Regions from separate parts of the Homo sapiens genome. Here region 1 is linked to region 2. A link is a contact called in ENCODE Hi-C or POLR2A ChIA-PET data. All regions are on one chromosome and are shown on one strand. The core of a region is the stretch at or near the end of the contact, and the rest is flanking DNA. Distances in the headings are between cores, read along the strand shown. Region 1 has its middle 44 kb from the start of LINC02871. Region 2 has its middle 110 kb from the start of LINC02871.

Region 1 (2,890 bases), core at 222-2,721, 63 kb after region 2:
TCTCCTATCTCAAACAGTTTAATTTCACTAGAAGTACATGTTTTCATGTGGTTTTCAATCACTGTGAAGGAAATAAAAGTTATTTTTGAACTTTTTTGAAGCATAAATCAGGGCCATTTATATCCATTATTCTCAGTGTTAGAAACACACAAAATATTTTAGTTGGCAATATGTCTTTTTTTCTTAATAGAATTATGCTGAGGCTAGGACCTCTTTTGAAACCTGTTTATTTTCTATATTATTTCTTTTGCCAGTCAGACTTTCTTAAGAGCAAAGGTTGTTACACTTGGGTTTTCTGTGTTGAGAATTCAATAGGGCTGAATAAATTTGCGGTCTCCTGATTTGCCAGTTCATATCTAGAACTTGACCTTTTTTTTAATATCCCATGTTACTGAAGCAGATTTACTAATATAATCTGGAATTTTTACTTTCAGGCCTGAAAGAAACCTTAGCTCTAACATTGTAGAACCTTGTGATTTTACAGATGTGGAAACTGAAGTATAAACATGTTCACTGAAAGTCAGACAGGGACTCATGGGAAAAAATACAGAAGCAGACATGGGACCCCAAATCTCTATCTTGTTCTATTCCCATTATGGCCAATGCTACAAACAGTATTTGACAATCTAGTAGCAAATAAAGTAATGTGCCATTTCCACTTTCTGGTTCATTTATTGAAGTTTTTCTGCCTACTCCTATCAATGCATAAATCATGGAAGGGAGTCCTTAAGACTCCAAAACCCAAGAACACAAGTTTATCATTTTTTGAATTTGTGGATTATTTATTTGACAGTGGCTGGCCTTGAGAAAAATCCTTAGCTGAAAAAGCATTTTTACATTCCTGAGAAAATAACTTTTCCTTTGGTCTAGCATTATTTATCTTTCCTTTTTTATAATAAATTTTATTATGTTTATTTTGAAACGTACTTTTACAAGGAGAGAGAATATTCTTTTAAACCCTCACAATCCACTTCGGATTCAACAATTACTGAGGGCTTGCAACACTTGTTTAATCTATTCCTTTTCCTCTCTGTTTTTTTCTGAATTATTTAAAAGCAAATTCCAAGTGTCATTTTATTTCACCCCTACATTCCACATTACACATCTCTAAAGAGTTATGGATATTTTGCTGCATAAACCTAATGCTATTATCACACCTAAAAATTATAATTACAAGGTCATCCAACATCCACTCAGTCTTACGACGTCCCCTCATTGCTTCAACAAACATTTTTAGAGTTGCCTTTTCTCCATTGTTAATATGCATGGCTATAGGTTCAGGGTTGTGTCAAACATTGCAAACTTAAAAAGGAAAGAAAGAAAGAAGATGAAGAAGTACACTTATTTAGCGAGGAGGGTTTTCCCAAATTCTCACAGCTCTAATCTGGATACCATTCAGTGTGACAGGCTTCTCACTGGGTTCCCACAGCTGGTTAGTGTTTTGAATTCCAGCCCCATGAACTCATCTCAGGCTACATGGGCTAATGCTCAGCGGCCAACCTAGAGCTCATATCTCTGATGACAGAGGACTGGAGCCAGCACGGGCACTGTCTGCCTCTTTCTAAATGCACTGTCATCTGTGTTATTCTTCCATCTTTGCTAAGAGTGAGTGACTCTAATGCCTCTTGGATGCATTTAAGCCATTACGGAAGCAAAATTAACGCCATTCAAGCATATTTTGTTGAAAGACCAATAAAATAACCTGCCGCATTGTGGCTGAGCCCCAGAATCCTCAGTCACACCTCTTCAAATTCACATTTCTGTCTCAAAGTTGAGCTTTAAGAAACACATATGAAGATAAAAGGGAGATAGAAAGTATAAATACATGTTCCATAATTAGATATGTAGTTAGTATAGGCTCTGAATTTTGATTATGACTTGCCTATCTAGCTCTTAACAGACACAGTTTCTTAGAGCAAAGGCAATCTTGTGCTTGGGATAAAGGAAACATTTGTTCTATAAGCTCCTCTATTGGAAAACATTATAGGCCCTTTGTTAGATGCCTAAGGGATAGTATTTTAGGGGCCCCACTTGACCTTGCCAAACATTTACTAGGCTAGACAGCACTTATTGAAAGATGCCTGAAATTTGAATTTAAAAAATTCCTAATGTAAATATTTTCTCTTCTCTGCATTTGCATTTATTTATAACAATGTGAGTGAGAATAGGTTCTGAGAAGGGGTGGGAGAAGAAAGTATCTATGCTGAACATTTTTTTTTTCTTTGAGACAGGGTCTTAATCTGGTTGTCCAGGCTGGAGTGTAGTGGTGCAATCTTGCCTCGCTGCAGCCTCAACCTCCCAGTCGCAGGTGGTCCTACCACCTCAGCCTCCCGAGTAGCGGGGATTACAGGCATGTGCCACAATGCCCAGCTATTTTTTTGTATTTTTAGTAGAGATGGGGTTTTCTATGTTGCCCAGGCTGGTCTTGAACTCCTGGACTCAAGCAATCCACCCGCCTTGGCCTCCCAGAGTGCTGGGATTACAGGCGTGAGCCACCACGTCTGGCCTACGCTGAACGTTTTGGACATGGGAAGTGCATATATTGGAAGAGTAGGTATAAAACACTTGGTGCCTATACTAATAGAGCTTTACATTCTTTCTGGGGAGTATGGGCCCTAAATGTACAAACAAACTCATGAGAAATATGATCGCTCATCTTGGAAAGCTGCTGCAAGAATAATCCTAGACAGTATCTATTGGCAGATACTTAAAGGGTGTCTGTGGTGGAAGCTACTTTACAAATGGTTTGACATTTGAACAAAAAAAACTGAATGAGTTAAAGAGCAAAGCATGAGCAGGTTGCAGGAAAAGTCCTCAAGGAGGGCACAAACTGGGCCTAGCAGAGGTAGGTGAAGGTGACATTTGTGACTGGAGCTTGTATGTCGCAGTC
Region 2 (3,200 bases), core at 83-2,582:
AGATGTCTGGATTCCTTACAGAACAGGGTACCTCTGTGCAACAGAACTCTAAACGTTTCTCAGATCACAAGCACTAAGCCAAATTGTGGTCATAGGCAACTTATGCTCAGCTCCAGAGGAAAGTTTACCAGCTCCTTTCCCAAACTTTCGAGAGGGAGGAGGAGTTAACATAAAATGTGTTAACATAACGTGTCTTTAAAGTAAGAACCTGAAGTTTGGCTGCTGGGATTGGAATTCTGACTGCATCACCTGCTATCCATGTGACTTCAGCCTAATTGCTTAACCTCTCTGAATCCCCAAATGGACATGATATGGTTTCTTGCCCACAGAATTACTTGAGAAACAGATAATTCCTCTAAAGCACAATATCTAACAGAGGCTGAAAACTTAGTTTTACTACTTATTATAAAGAACTCATATTCTTGATGTCTGGTATTATTTTTTTCCACTATTTCATGATGAGACAAATTTCTCTTACATGATATTTAGGTCTATTCTGCATGGCATGTGCTGCCCTGTGTTTCTGAAGATCAAGGGGAGAGGAGGGAAAAATGCAGGGAGAGAGATTGGTAAAGGGAGGGGTGTGTGTGTGTGTGTGTGTGTGTGTGTGTATGAAAATGGAGAAAATAGAGCAAGAGAGAATGGTCAGATTACCAAAGGCATTTACTAAAAGATGGCAACTGGAGAAAATTTTGTGACCTCTGAACTTGATACCAGACGGAAATGGAAGCTTCAAGAAGAGACCAGGAAGCGAAGATCTGAAGCATCCTTAGAAGGGAGAGGGCTGCCATCCAGGGATGGAAAGAACCTTGGCAAAAGAGGTGGAGAGAAGAAGAAAGAATGAGCCTTGGAATCAACCAGGAGGAAAGAAAATTCAGAGAAACACCGTGAAGGCCAACACTTCAAAGATTTATGTTTTTATGCTGCTACATGAAAAGTTAAACTTGGAAGAAAAGAATGTTCTGAATCATTTCTGCAAAGGAAAAAGCCATCTTGGAACTGTACATAGGAGCTAAAGCAAATGGAGGCTGTGTGATGATGAATCCAAATTCACCACATCTTCTTCCAGACTTGAGGGCTGCCTGGGCCCCTGTGCCTACCACTCCCCGCAACCCATGCTAATGTCATACCCTTTGCAGTGGGGAGGAAAGACTGCCTTGACCCAGTTGCAGAGAGCTCAGAGGAGGGAGGCACCTGCCCAAGGGAATGAGCTCAGATCCTCTGATAATGGTGCAGCTGGAGGCCTGGCGGAGGTCCATGAGGGTCACCATCAAGGGCTTTTGTCGTGCTGAAGGGTGTGTTGTCCAAGCACCTCGGGTGGGTGCTGAGAATATTCATAACTCATTCCCGATTGTGTTCATTCCATTTGCTGACTAATTATTTTGAGACTTAGTCAGAGGGAAGGGTTTTGGCTGTTCCCTTCTGTGCACAAAACATGAGCCTCCACTCTCACTAGCTGGGAGAGTCAGCCCTTTTCTCCATCATCAGGCAGGTTTACAAATCTCTGCTGTAAGACTGGCCACCCCTCTGTCCAACCTTCCACTCCCTCAAAGTTCCTTGGTGCCCTTGCTAGAATAGGCCTGAGTGCACAGTGTGCAGAGATCTCTAGGGATTCTTCCATCCTCTTCTCTCCCTTCTCAGCATGGCACCCCATACAGGGGTAAGAAAGGGAGTTCGGGCTCCTTCAGTTTCCATCCTATCCAACAACTTGGTGGCTCCCAATTAGATTAGCTCAGAGAAAAGAAAACCTCCAAGGAGTTCCCACAAGCCAAGGGCTGGGCCCCGTCCCTGGTGCCACTGGGTCACCTAGCCTGCACTTTTTTTGAGTGTGTGTGTGTGTGTGTTTAATATGACAGTTCAGGCTTGAAAACCAGTACGTTTGGAAATATAAACTAGATGAAAACAAGCTATAATGAAAGTGAAAAAAAAAGATATCAGTTTACTGTTGATTGAAAATCAGGACCAGATGAGATTGGGAGGCTCCGGGCATTTAATTTGCTAGAGGAGGTCACTTCTTGGAGAAAACCAGGCCCAGGCTACATTGGCTTCCCATCAGCAATATTGTGTTTGTTTATTTGTGCCCTTCCCTGGTTTGTGGAGGGAAATAATGAGCCAGCTGGTTTTCAGTTCTTTCTGCCTTTCTATATCATGGAGTGTTTCATTTCATTTCATTCTGTTTGGAAAGGTGGGTGGATAGGAAAGAACATCAGCATGACTAGTAACCCAAGAGTCCAGTTTGTTTCCTAAAAAGCATGGGATGCTCGAGAGGGAAAGAGAGGTGTCAGGAAGCAGGAAGGATGCTCAAGCATCAGTCAAGCGAATTAACAAATCCATTACCTCAGGTTGCCTTTTTCTTTTTGTGGTAACAACATAAAATCTACTATAAAATCTACCCCTTTAGCAAGTTTTCAGTGTATAATACAATATTATTAACTATAGTCCTCAAGGACAAAGAAATTTTGGTATGTATATGCAATGGAATATTATTAGACCTTAAGAAAGAATATCCTGCCATTTGCAACAATATGGATGAAGCTGGTGGACATTATTTATATGTTCTTTTTAGCATCAGCACAAAAACACTATCACATAACACAATTAATATTAATTCTTTAGCATCATCGAATATGCAGTTGGTGTTCAGTTTTCCTTGATTGTCTCAAAAATGTCTTTTACAGTTGGCTTTCCAATCAGAATCCAAATAAAGTCCATATATCTTTAATTTTCTATAAAGACATTTAATATTTTTATTACTTAATTTGTTTATTGTTTTGTTAATTAGTTTGTTAATCATCTGTATGCACCCTTTAAAGCCCCATGAAAATGGAAGTTACCTGAGTGCTACCCAGTCTCTGTCAATTTCGTACATCAGAGTCTCCCAGCACCTGGTGTAGCACTCAGGTGCTAGATCCTCGGTAAGTATCTACTGAAAGAATAAATAATGAATGAAAGGACAAATATGTTTGTATATCACTTGTGTATATTTAAAACCTCCCTTTTGGGCCCCATAATGCATAGGACTCCTGACTTGATTCTTTTCTTCTTGCTCAAGAAAAATGAAAAAAATGTGAAAACTGAGCTAAAAGTTATGAAATTATCTTGAAGTAGTCCTCAGAAAACTATGCTAACTAGTAACATGTTCTAACAAGACTGAGTGATAAATATACAAAGACAACCTTTTTTTTGTTAGGTGAATTAAA

The links. Hi-C counts contacts between places; a loop is a spot of excess contacts on that map. ChIA-PET counts read pairs that join two places held with the same protein, here RNA polymerase II (POLR2A). Pooled maps may share reads with other maps.
Region 1: a loop to region 2 is called in a map of ascending aorta, with 1.9 times the contacts of the local background. The contact joins two enhancer-like sites. A Hi-C loop is called at or near these places in 7 of 168 maps with a recorded cell type or tissue (PC-3, SK-MEL-5, aorta and 4 more) and 5 of 50 pooled maps. POLR2A ChIA-PET finds 5 or more read pairs at or near these places in 4 of 52 experiments (AG04450, HEK293, MCF 10A and 1 more).

What each region holds. Positions count from the first base shown.
Region 1 is chr20:10,981,365-10,984,254 of GRCh38, forward strand. No RefSeq gene overlaps it. Among named protein-coding and RNA genes, the nearest start is that of LINC02871, 44 kb to the right of the region's middle. Within about 2 kb of position 1,472, at least 8 of the 41 ENCODE cell types and tissues checked have a DNase peak (open chromatin) inside an H3K27ac peak, as active enhancers do; they include ascending aorta, where a contact is called at or near this core.
Region 2 is chr20:10,918,604-10,921,803 of GRCh38, forward strand. No RefSeq gene overlaps it. Among named protein-coding and RNA genes, the nearest start is that of LINC02871, 110 kb to the right of the region's middle. Within about 2 kb of position 1,333, at least 4 of the 41 ENCODE cell types and tissues checked have a DNase peak (open chromatin) inside an H3K27ac peak, as active enhancers do; they include ascending aorta, where a contact is called at or near this core.